Linked DNA regions of Homo sapiens: region 1 is linked to region 2. A link is a loop called in an ENCODE intact Hi-C map of the cell type or tissue named here. Cell type or tissue: Caco-2. All regions are shown on one strand. Each heading gives the region's core, and the rest is flanking DNA. Links, peaks and the distances in the headings are about the cores only. Region 1 overlaps DENND4A (DENN domain containing 4A). Region 2 overlaps LOC105370866 (a long non-coding RNA gene).

Region 1 (9,174 bases), core at 6,675-9,174, 100 kb after region 2:
TTGTGATGACATGTTGAGCTTTATAGCATATGACGTTCACTTTGGAATCACTTACACTTTTGTTTGTTTTCAAGGCATATTTCTCATTTTATGCATAAAGTTCCTTTTCCATCTCCTCAGAGACCACGGATTTTAGTTCAGGTAAGGTTTTTTTGTTTTTGATTGGGGGACCTATGAGTTGTTATTGGCTCTGTCAAAATGTAACATAAGAATAACAATTCTGAATGAGGAAAAAAACCTAATGAGATTTAGAGAGAACCAGATACTATTACCTGTTGTAGTTTGGGCCCTTAATGTTTTATTAACTCCTCCCAGACATCTCCTGCTTTTCTTAGAGAACGGGTTCAAGAATTAAAGAAGTAGGTTGAAGTAGACATTTTGAATACACAGAAAGGAACTTTTTTCCCCTAAATTTGTTGTAGGTATTTGAAAGTTTGTGCCTTTGGCAGTTATTTAATAAGTTAAGGGAAAGTTGTGTGTGCATAAATTTCAAAACATAGATAAGAGTAATTACATTATTATATTGATACAGATAAAATATCTAGAAAAATAATATTTTGAGCTTTATATTCAGTCTGAATATCCACATGTGATTTCTGTCTTGTTTCCTGGAATGTAGTGTAAGAATATACATAACACATTCAGTTTAAATACACACAAAAGATTGTTTTATGATGGAAGTTAACAAACTTTTTTGGTTATTGGTCATACACTAAATATTTTAGTCTTTACTTGTCATCTGATCTCTGTCACAACTATTCAGCTCTTCTGTTACAGCACAAGAGCAGCTGGGTAATATGTAAATAATGAGCATGCCTATATTTCAGTAAAACCTTATTTACAAAAACAGGCAATCTATGGATTTGCCATGTAGGCCATAGGTTTTTTGACCCTGGTATTATGGTATTAAATGAATAATTTAGTCTTTCAGTGTGAATTTGTTAAAATGGCATCAGGGGAAACCATTGAGGACAGAAGAAAAGAGGATTCACAGTAAGAAGAATTAGTAGTTGAAAGGGGTCAGGACATGTTTTTCAAGATCTTAGTGAGTGATACAAAGTGTTCTGATACTGGTAAATGGATATACTGAAACTTCATGGGCATAATCATTATTTTATATATTTTTAACAGAAAGTGGTGTTTTAAAGTTCATCTTTATGTTTCAAATTCTTTATTTTAAATCTTCTTCCAGTTATCACCACATGATAATCTGATTCTCAGTCAGCCTGTGTCTTCACCTCTTCCACTAAGGCAAGTAAAACCTCATTTCTATTTATTTTTCTCTCAATCTAGCATAACATTCAAATATTTTATTTTTCCTAGCTAAAATTTCAAATATTGATGGAAATACTTCTCATTTAACTACTACTTCTCTAAATTCCTTTTACTTAATGTTTGGGTTGCAGTTATTAATGAAAAAAGGAAACTTTTCTAATAGTGTTTTGTATTTTGTGTATCTATTATCATCAAATACCTACTATTGTGTAAGTGTGTGTGTGTGTGTATTTATGTATGTAGATGATGAGAACAGTTATTTTTAGCTTTAATTAACCTCTGAAGAACATTCAAATGCAATTAATTTTTTCTTTTTAAAATGCAATTAATTTTAAATTTTACCCAAAAGAAAAAAAATAGTTCTAATTATTAAATTGTAGAATAGGACAATGTATTTTCTTACCTTAGAAGTTCAGAGAAATCATTAAGTATGTTTTCTCTACAGTATCCTTTCTTGAAATTTGATTAGCTGTGTAATTTTTTCATCAGAGAAATGGTTACAGTCTGATTAAGTTATATAGGAGATACCTAAGGGAGACTAGCTGCCATCTTTGACATTAATTTTGTAAGAATTGCAGATTATTTCATCACTAGCTCTCAGCCCAGAGTGACAAATGTTTTCTTAACCTTTGTTTGAGCTGAAAATAAACTAGAAACAATGAGTGAGACTATGTATGTCACTCTAAATTACATAAAGGACTTTTTTAGGTAACAGCTTTATTGAGATATAATTCACATATCATGTAATTCACCCAATTAAAGTGTATGATTCAATAATTATATTCACAGAGTTCTGCAGCTATCACTGTAATAAATTTTAGAACATTTTCGTCACCCTAAAAAGAAACTCTTTACCCTTCGGCAGTTAACCTCCTTAATTCCTCCCATCTCTAACATACTCATACCCCTCTGCAGCCCTAGTCAACCACTAATCTACATTCTGTCTCTATAGATCTGTCTATACTGTACATTTCATATAAATGGAATCATACAATATGTAGTCTGGCTTCTTTGACTTAGATTAATGTTTTCAAGGTCTATCTATGTTGCCTCATGTATCAGTACTTCTTTTTATTGCCAAATAATATTTCATTGTATGGATATACGTTTTATGTATCTGTTTATCAGTTGATAGACATTTGGGATAGTTCCACATTTTGGCTACTATGAACTTACCCCGATTTTTTTGTGGACATATGTTTTCATTTCACCAAGAGGCTTTTGTTATTAGTTTTGCTTTATTTAAAAGATTATTCCAGTGAAACTAGTTGTTTAGCATTATATAAACAAAATACTTGCTGGCTTACTGAACTATTTATTTACTTTGTCAGTTCAGTATTTTGTTACTATATAGAAGGCCTAAGTTTATTGTTTTCATTATTAACTTGCTTTGTATGTGTATCTTATCATCTTGTACCTCTTGATTTCCTATTACTATTATCATTACAGTAGTAAAGATTATTCACAAAATTAAGTTTTAATGTGTATTTACCTTAAGGGAAGTGGGCCTGTAAGTCATATGGTTTTTCTGATAATTACAGTGGAAGATAGGCCATGTTCAAAAACTTCCATTTAAGGATTTGCTTTCAATCAAAGCATCCCTTTTATAAATTGCATTCTTTATTTGGACATTATATGACAGATGTTTTTATATGAAATGAAGCAGATGACTTTTCATTTTCCATATTGAATACAGTACAAAAGAATGATTTTGGAATCTCCTAAAACTGCATTGTTTTCATAGTGTGTTTGTGATGCAGTGTTTTCCCTGCATCATAGCAGCAATCATGTTTAACGGTGAATATATAATACAAATTGTACCCTAATCAACATATATAATACAAATCCTACTCTAATCAACTACTTTTGCCCATTGTTTTAGATAATGAGGTGTTTGGATCATTATTTTTTAATTATATATTTTTGTTTGGATTGACAGTGGTGGCAAGTTTTCAACACTACTGCAGAATTTAGGCCCTGAAAATGCTGTGACACTACTGGTGTTTGCAGTAACAGAACATAAAATTCTTATCCATTCCCTACGGCCATCCGTGCTTACTAGTGTGACAGAAGCATTAGTGTCTGTGAGTATCACAGTTTCTTATTGGCAGTCAATTTAGTTTAAACTTAGTTTATTTATATAACTTAAAGCCATTTTAATATAACTTAACTAAAATTCAGAGAGTAATGAATTTGTGTTTTTTGAAAGCAGTTTTGATTTCCTGACCATTAACTCTAGTTATAATTATTTCATTCATTATCAGGCATTAGGCTTTAGATAATACTTAAAAGACAGTTTTTTGTGTGTGCTGATAAATTATGCTTCAGTGTTAAAAAGCTAAATTCTCTCCTATCTTTTGTTTATCCAAGATGATTTTCCCTTTCCACTGGCCATGCCCGTATGTTCCTCTCTGCCCACTGGCTTTAGCAGATGTCTTGAGTGCACCATGTCCATTCATAGTAGGGATTGATTCAAGATACTTTGATCTCTATGATCCTCCACCAGATGTCAGTTGTGTTGATGTAGATACCAACACTATTTCTCAGTAAGTACATTTTAGTGATTCTACATGTATATTTTACAACTTTGTAGCATATGTATGTAACTGTATATTTTATGATTGTTAAGTAGGATTCTTTTAAGATATATTGTTTTCCTTGTTATGTGGGGTAATCACCGTCTTTGAATCAGACCTTATTATGCGTCAATGGAGTAGATTTAGAGTATTAAAGAAGGTTTTGTTGGAAGGACTATACCTTTCATCCTCAGGCTTTCAATATTTAAGAAACATTTTAATGTTAGGCTTGCTTAGAAATTTAGCCAAAGGGGGCCGGGCGCGGTGGCTCATGCCTGTAATCCTAGCACTTTGGGAGGCCAAGGTGGTCGGATCACCTGAGGTCAGGAGTTTGAGACCAGCCTGACCAACAAGGAGAAACTCCATCTCTACTAAAAATAAAAATACAAAATTAGCTGAGCGTGGTGGCGCATGCCTGGAATCCCAGCTACTCGGGAGGCTGAAGCAGGAGAATTGCTTCAACCCGGGAGGTGGAGGTTGTGGTGAGCTGAGATCGCGCCACTGCACTCCAGCCTGGGCAACAACAGTGAAACTCTGTCTCAAAAAAAAAAAAAGAAAAAGAAAAAAAGAAAAAGAAATTTAGCCAAAGGGAAATTGAGGTTAGAAATAGAAAAAGTTTATTTCCCTTTAATGATATGAGTATAGGTGAAATCACAAATTGAATTAAAACACCATTCTTTGATTAATATTTCAATCCTATTTCTAGTCTTTTATAATACTATTAGAATACTTAAATATAGACTGGGCGTGGTGGCTGACGCCTATAATCCCAGCACTTTGGGAAGCCAAGGTGGACGGATCACTTGAGGTCAGGAGTTCGAGACCAGCCTGGCCAACATGGTAAAACCCTGTCTCTACTAAAAATTCAAAAATTAGCTGGACGTGGTGGCAGGTAATCCCAGCTACTCCAGAGACTGAGGCAGGAGAATCGCTTGAACCCGGGAGGCGGAGGCTGCAGTGAGCCGAGATTGCACCACTGCTTTCCAGCCTGGGTAACGGAGGGAGACTCTGTCTCAAAAGAAAAAAACAAAAAAAAACAAACAAAAAAAACTCATCATAGTAAAATAATGCTTTAAAATTTTAAAATAAGTTTTAAATTATACATAATTTCATTATCTTTACACCCTAGGGATGCAAGGGTTTTATGTTTTCATTTCTTTGCACTGAATTTATATGTAAGTTATAGCTATCGGAACTATTTTTAAAGCCTTTTTATAATTCTGTATTGTTTTGTGTCCCTTATTTTAAATTTAATCATACTTAATCTATTCAGGGAAGAGGAAATTGATGCACTGTCCACATTGCACCCACAGGACATGTTTATAATAACTATGATTTAGTCTAATAAAGCCCAAAAGCTGGTACAGCTTTTACACTTAAATATGTAAATGTGAAGTAGGTTTTTCTCCTTTTTTAAAAAGAGACAGGGTCTTACTCTGTCACTCAGGCTGGAGTGCAGTAGCATGATCATAGCTCACTGCCAAATTTCTGGGATCAAGCAATCCTCCTGCCTCAGCCTCCCAGGTAGCTAGGACTACAGGTGTGTACCACCATGCCTGGCTAAATTTTTTTTTTTTTTTTTTTTTTTTGAGACGGAGTCTCGCTTTGTCACCCAGGCTGGAGTGCAGTGATGCGATCTCAGCTCAATGTAAGCTCCGCCTCCTGGGTTCACACCATTCTCCTGCCTCAGCCTCCCAAGTAGCTGGGACTACAGGTACCCGCCACCATGCCTGGTTAATTTTTTTGTATTTTTAGTAGAGACGGGGTTTCACCATGTTAGCCAGGATGGTCTTGATCTCCTGACCTCGTGATCCGCCTGCCTCAGCCTCCCAAAGTGCTGAGATTATAGGTGTGAGCCACCGCGCCCGGTCATGCCTGGCTAATTTTTTAAAATGAGAAGGGGTCTTGCAGTGTTGTCCCGGCTGGTTTGGAACTCCTGACCTCATGTGATCCTCCCCCCTTGGCATCTCAAAGCATTGGGATTACAGGCATGAGCCACCACACCCAGTTTTTCTCCATTTTTAAGTAAGAGCTTTTTATCTTAAAGCTTTTTTTGAAAAAAATTTTTTACTTTTTATTCTTTTGAGACAATGTCTCGTTCTGTTGCCCAGGCTGGAGTGCGCAGTGGTGTAATCTCAGCTCACTGCAACCTCTTCCTTCCAGGTTCAAGCAATTCTCCTGCCTCAGCCTCCCAAGTAGCTGGGACTACAGGTGTGTGCCACCACACCTGGATAATTTTTGTATTTTTAGTAGAGAGGGGTTTTCACCGTGTTGGCCAGGCTGGTCTCGAACTCCTGGCCTCAGGTGATCTGCCTGCCTCGGCCTCCCAAAGGGCTGAGACAGCCTAAAGCTTTTCGATTTAATTATGAAACCTTAGATTAGTTCTCAGTCTTGTCACATGTCACAACCTCAAGTGCCTAAACCATTAGAAAAGTTTAGCAGAAAATGAGTATTCTGTTATAAAGCATGCATACTGTCAAAATTTTTATTCATGGAAAGCCTAACCAAGAAAATATGAAATATATTTTATGCATAAAAGCCATTTTACATACGGCATCAATAGATTCAATGATTCTTTACCATCAACATTTCATTCTTTACCAGAACTGTTTAATACTTTTAAACATTAAAGTAATACAACTTTTCCTTGCCAGGTTAATGTTACGTGATGTAATATTTTTTAATTGAAATTAACAGTGGTAAGAGTGTATACTGTGTTTATTATGGTAATAAATTGTATTTTCCACCTTACAATGTCTCTTAATTTGTTAAAAGAATTTTCTCAGCTAGGTGTCTTGACTCATACCTGTAATCTCCACACTTTGGGAGGCTGAGGCAGGAGGATCACTTGAGGCCAGAAGAGACCCCATTTATACAAAAAATTTAAAAATTAGAAAAAGAATTTTGTCTTCCTACTTACTATTTTTTCTTTCTTTCTTGAAGTTGCTGAGGTCTGAGCTCTTTTCTTTCTGCTTTGATCACTAATGAGTTAAAGAATCAAAGAAAGATAAGTTGTTTGTGCTCATGAATTCTTGCCATTACCACCCTCCCAAACCGGTGGAGGACTAGACTAGCGAACTGACAGCTTTCTACTTTCCTTCAATTAGAATTTCTGAAGCCCCAGCCTGAAGTTTGAAAGAAAAACAAATCCCAAGTATGGAATTTTTGGTTTCTTTTCCCCTTCCCTGTCTTAAGTATATATGATACAGACTATTTTTAAATATGAAGAAATTTCTGAAGAAAGGGAAAGAAATTAATATGTATGTACCAAGTGTAAAGCTACATGTGTAGCCTAAGTTATCTCATGTTATTCTCCATACTTTGTGAGGTGGTTCTTTTTTTTATTTTTTTTATTTTTATTTTTTGAGACAGAGTCTCACTCTGTTGCCCAGGCTGGAGTGTGGTGGCGTGATCTCAGCTCACTGCAAGCTCCACCTCCCAGGTTCTTGCCATTCTCCTGCCTCAGCCTCCCGAGTAGCTGGGACCACAGGTGCCCGCCACCATACCTGGCTAATTTTTTGAATTTTTTAGTAGAGACGGGGTTTCACCGCATTAGCCAGGATGGTCTCCATCTCCTGACCTCATGATCTGCCCGCCTCGGCCTCCCAAAGTGCTGGGATTACAGGCGTGAGCCACCGCGCCCAGCCGAGGTAGTTCTTATTAACCCTTCTGACAAGGAAACCAAAGCTTAGATTTTTAAGCGATTTATCAAAGGGCATATAGCTTATGTTGTCAGAACTGCATTTTAAAGCCATTACTGTTTGACTCCAAAACTAATGCTTCTACCACTAATTATTGGGTAACTATATAATATGTGTATGTCATAAAATAATGTAGTAATCTTGTAAGTGGAAGTCATCATGAGTAAATATACATTTACTCATAAGATGATCTTTTTTATAAGAAGATGATCATAGACCAAACTCAAGTACTTCAAAAAATTCCCTTACCCAGCCAAGTTTTAGAGGGAAGATATCAAAGGAAAGAGGCAGAAATTATAGCAGTAAGTAACAGTAATTAGATGTGATCAGATGATACCAAGATGTTGTTCATTCATTTACGCCACAAACATATCCCGAGTGCCCTTTTTTTGCTAGGCACTGGGAATAAAATAGCAAACCACATATTCTTCTTTCTCTTAAGACACTCATAATTAAGTCTAGCAAGACAGGCACTATGCAGTGAATGGTAAGACACAGTGGGAAAGCTGTGTTACTGAGTTTCATCAAGAAAATAATTTTAAAAAGTGTTTCTATGTTGCGTTCTTACTATAACACAGGATCCTGTTGGTCACATTGTAAATGTAATCACACCTTCACAGCAGGACATCTGCAGTTTGACTTTGCCCTATCTTTATTTTTATTCTCATTTGTGGAAAGATAGAGGGGACAAATTCCAAGACAGTCATTTTTGTTCAGCTTAAGCTTTCTTATCCCACTCTTTTTTCTTTGTTTACTTTTCAAAGTGATATTTGCCCTTTTTTGTTCTGTAGGAAGTTTAGGGAATATAAAAAGGTTCAGCAAGTTCCACTACACACCTGTGCTATGTTGTTCTGTGGTGGTTAAAATATGAGTGTTTTACTTTTCTTTTCTTTTTCTATACATTTTTCAAGTTTTCTAAAATGAATATTCATTGCTTTTGAAATAAAAAAAAAAAAAAACGATTCAAAAAAAAGTAGAGTCAGCTGGTCACAGTGCCTTTTGCCTGTAATCCTAACACTTTGAGAGGCAGAGGCCAGGAGGATTCCTTAAGATGTGGAGTTCAAGACCAGCCTGGGCAACGAAGCAAGACCTCATCTCTACAAAATAAAAATTAGCAGGCTGTAGGGGTGCGCGCCTGTAGTCTCAGCTGCTTGGGAGGCTGAGGCCTGCTTGGGAGGACCACTTGAGCCTGGGAGTTAAGACTGCAGTGAGCCGTGATCATGCCACTGCACTCCACCCTTGGTGACAGAGTGAGACGTTGTCTCTCTGGTTTTTTTTTTTAAAGTGGAGTCATTAAAGCTATCTTTAAGTCCAAATGCTTTGCAATGCTTTATCACCATGCTCTTTTCTACTCCTACCCCATGTATGGTTTAGAGACCAACTGTGTTGTAATTGCTATAATAAAGGAGATTATAGGAGCCTGTCCCAGAAACAAAGATACAATAGTTCCTCCTTTACCCACAGTCTGGTTTTCCATGGTTTCAGTTATCTGTGGCCAACTATAGTCTGAAAGTACATGAGTACAGTACAATAAGTTATTTTGAGAGAGAGAGCCCACGTTCACATAACGTTTATTAAAGTATATTGTTATAATTCTATTTTATTATAAATTATTGTTATCG
Region 2 (2,500 bases), core at 1-2,500:
TCTCAGCCTCTTGAGTAGCTAGCATTACAGGCATGCATCACCATGCCTGGCTAATTTTTATATTTTTAGTAGAGACGAGGTTTCGCTCTCTTGGCCAGGCTGGTCTCGAACTTCCGGCCTCAAGTGATCCATCGACCTCAGATTCCCAAAGTGCTGAGATTACAGGCATGAGCCACTGTGCCCGGCCTGATTTTTTGTTTTCTCACCTAGAAAAAAAACAGAAATTATCCCACTTGCTAGGGTAGTTCAGTCATCAAACTACCAAATAGGGGCTACCAAAGCCCCTATTCTTTATGTATTCTTTATGTACTACACACTAGGCTTGTGCTGGGAGGAAACTGGTGTGGCCCCTTTTCTAAGGGAGCCCACAGCCCAGTGGGGGAGACTATTGTATGTTCTTAGTGTTATGGAAAGAAACTTTGTGTTGAAAGAACTTTGAAAACTATGAGTGCTTTAAAATATATGACAATAAGTATATTTTAATTATCCAGTATGAGTCAATGGTTGGTCTGATTTCTGGACCTGGGTATTTCTCTAAGAGGACTAGGTCTCGCTTTGTCACCCAGACTGGAGTGCAGTGGTGTGATCTAGGCTCACTGCAGCCTCAACTTCCCCAGGCTCAGGTGATCCTCCCACCTCAGCCTCCCAGGTAGTTGGGACTACAGGCGCAAGTCACCACGCCCAACACATTTTTGCATTTTTTATAGAGACAGGGTTTCGTCATGTTGCCTAGGCTGGCCTTGAATTCCTGAGCTCAGGCAATCCACCAGCCTAAGCCTCCTAAAGTGCTGGAATTACAGGCATGAGCCTCCATGCCTGGCCCAAACTACTTTTGTAGAATTAAACATTGGAGCAGTTACTAAATATCATTCACCTGGGTATTGACTGAATTCACCAACTCCCATGACGGTATTTTCATGTTGTGCCCACTAGGTGTCTCGTTATTTTGTAAGAAAATGGAAAAGCACAATGTTTCTACCTGTGTTACCAGTCAGCTATAGGATAAACATGGGAATCACTTAGCTAAAATCTCAGCCCCGTCCTAGCAATCATTGATTAAAATGCCAGTGGTTACCTCTCATTTGAGTAGAAGCAGGGAATGTCCACAAAGATGTCTTTGTGGATTCTTTCTGCTTCTCATAATCCATGTACCTAAAAACTGTTCTCTTAAAGTCAGGACTAGGAAGATGAAGTAGGAATTCTTCCACAACATGAGTACTAAGACCTTAAGGGTAACAGCACTGCATCCCCATTGGTTTCCTAGGTTAATGTTTATGCTGTAACCTGCATGTGAGCTGACATTCCCTAGCCACACCACACTATTTGTATGCCCAGCCAGAATGTGTTCTTCCCTATACATCAATCAAAAAGACTTGTTTTCACAACACAATCCAGGGTCTCTTCTTGCACTTAGAATTTCAGGTTTGTAAATAATATAATACTGCTTATCTCAATATTTTCACCTGTGTCATGAATGACTTTTCTTTAGATGGCCCATGCCGAACCTTCTGTATATGAGTGACATCAGAGCGGAAGGCACTAGATAACAAACAGGAAACTGAGTGCCTTCAAAAGTTTATTGCAACCTCAAGAGCCCATCTCATCAGGCTTTCATACTCTACTAATGGGAGTGTAAACTGATATGACCTTTCTGCAATACAATTTGACAGTATCTATCAAGAATGTATTTTAAAATGTATTTCAAAAGTACTCTTTAATGCTGTGTCTGTCAGGATCCCAAAAGAAAAAGGATTTCAGCCAGGAGCAGTGGCTCATGCCTACAATCCCAGCACTCTGGGAGGCCAAGATGAGTGAATTGCTTGAGCCCAGGAGTTCAGGACCAGCCTGAGCAACATGGTGTATTAGTCTGTTTTCATACTGCTATAAAGAACTGCCCAAGACTGGGTAATTTATAAAGGAAAGAGGTTTAATTGACTCACAGTTCAGCATGGCTGGGGAGGCCTCAGGAAACTTACAATCATGGCATAAGGCAAAGGATAAGCAAGGCACCTTCTTCATGTGGCGGCAGAAGGAGAAGTGCTGAGTGACGGGGGAAGAGCCCCTTATAAAACCATCAGATCTCGTGAGAACTCACTATCACGAGAATAGCAGGTGGGAAACTGCCCCCATGATTCAATTAACCTCCACCTGGTCTCTCCCTTGACACATGGGGATTATGGGGATTACAATTCAAGATGAGATTTGGGTAGGGACACAAAGCCTAACTATATCACATGGTAAAAACCCATCTCTACTAAAAATACAAAAATTAGCCAGGCATGGTGGCACACACCTGTAGTCTCAGCTACTCGGGAGGCTGAGGTGGAAGGATCACTTAAACCCAGGACACAGAGGTTGCAGTGAGCCTGTCAAAAGAAAAAAAAAAAAGAAAAAGGAAAACGATTTGAGTCAGGATGGTTCAAATGAAGAGACTCTTTTTTTTTTTTTTTTTGTTGGGGGACAGGCTCTCACTCCATTACCCAGGCTGGAGTGCAGTGGC

What was found. Hi-C counts contacts between places; a loop is a spot of excess contacts. Peaks named below come from ENCODE experiments on the same cell type or tissue, not always from the same donor. Only the 100,000 strongest peaks of a DNase experiment are listed, where the experiment ranks them.
Region 1: a loop joins it to region 2, with 2.2 times the contacts of the local background. A loop is called at or near these places in 6 of 110 quality-filtered maps.

The regions. Positions count from the first base shown.
Region 1 is chr15:65,723,719-65,732,892 of GRCh38, reverse strand. It overlaps DENND4A (DENN domain containing 4A), which reads left to right. Exons shown (of 33, transcript NM_001320835.1): 8 at 75-141; 9 at 1,193-1,251; 10 at 3,215-3,359; 11 at 3,646-3,821. Among named protein-coding and RNA genes, the nearest start is that of MIR4511, 9.0 kb to the right of the region's middle. In Caco-2, for the core only: no CTCF peak of the experiment used is centred there; no DNase peak of the experiment used is centred there.
Region 2 is chr15:65,827,805-65,830,304 of GRCh38, reverse strand. The region is part of intron 1 of LOC105370866 (a long non-coding RNA gene); the gene reads right to left. Among named protein-coding and RNA genes, the nearest start is that of DENND4A, 37 kb to the right of the region's middle. In Caco-2, for the core only: a CTCF peak has its summit at 965; no DNase peak of the experiment used is centred there.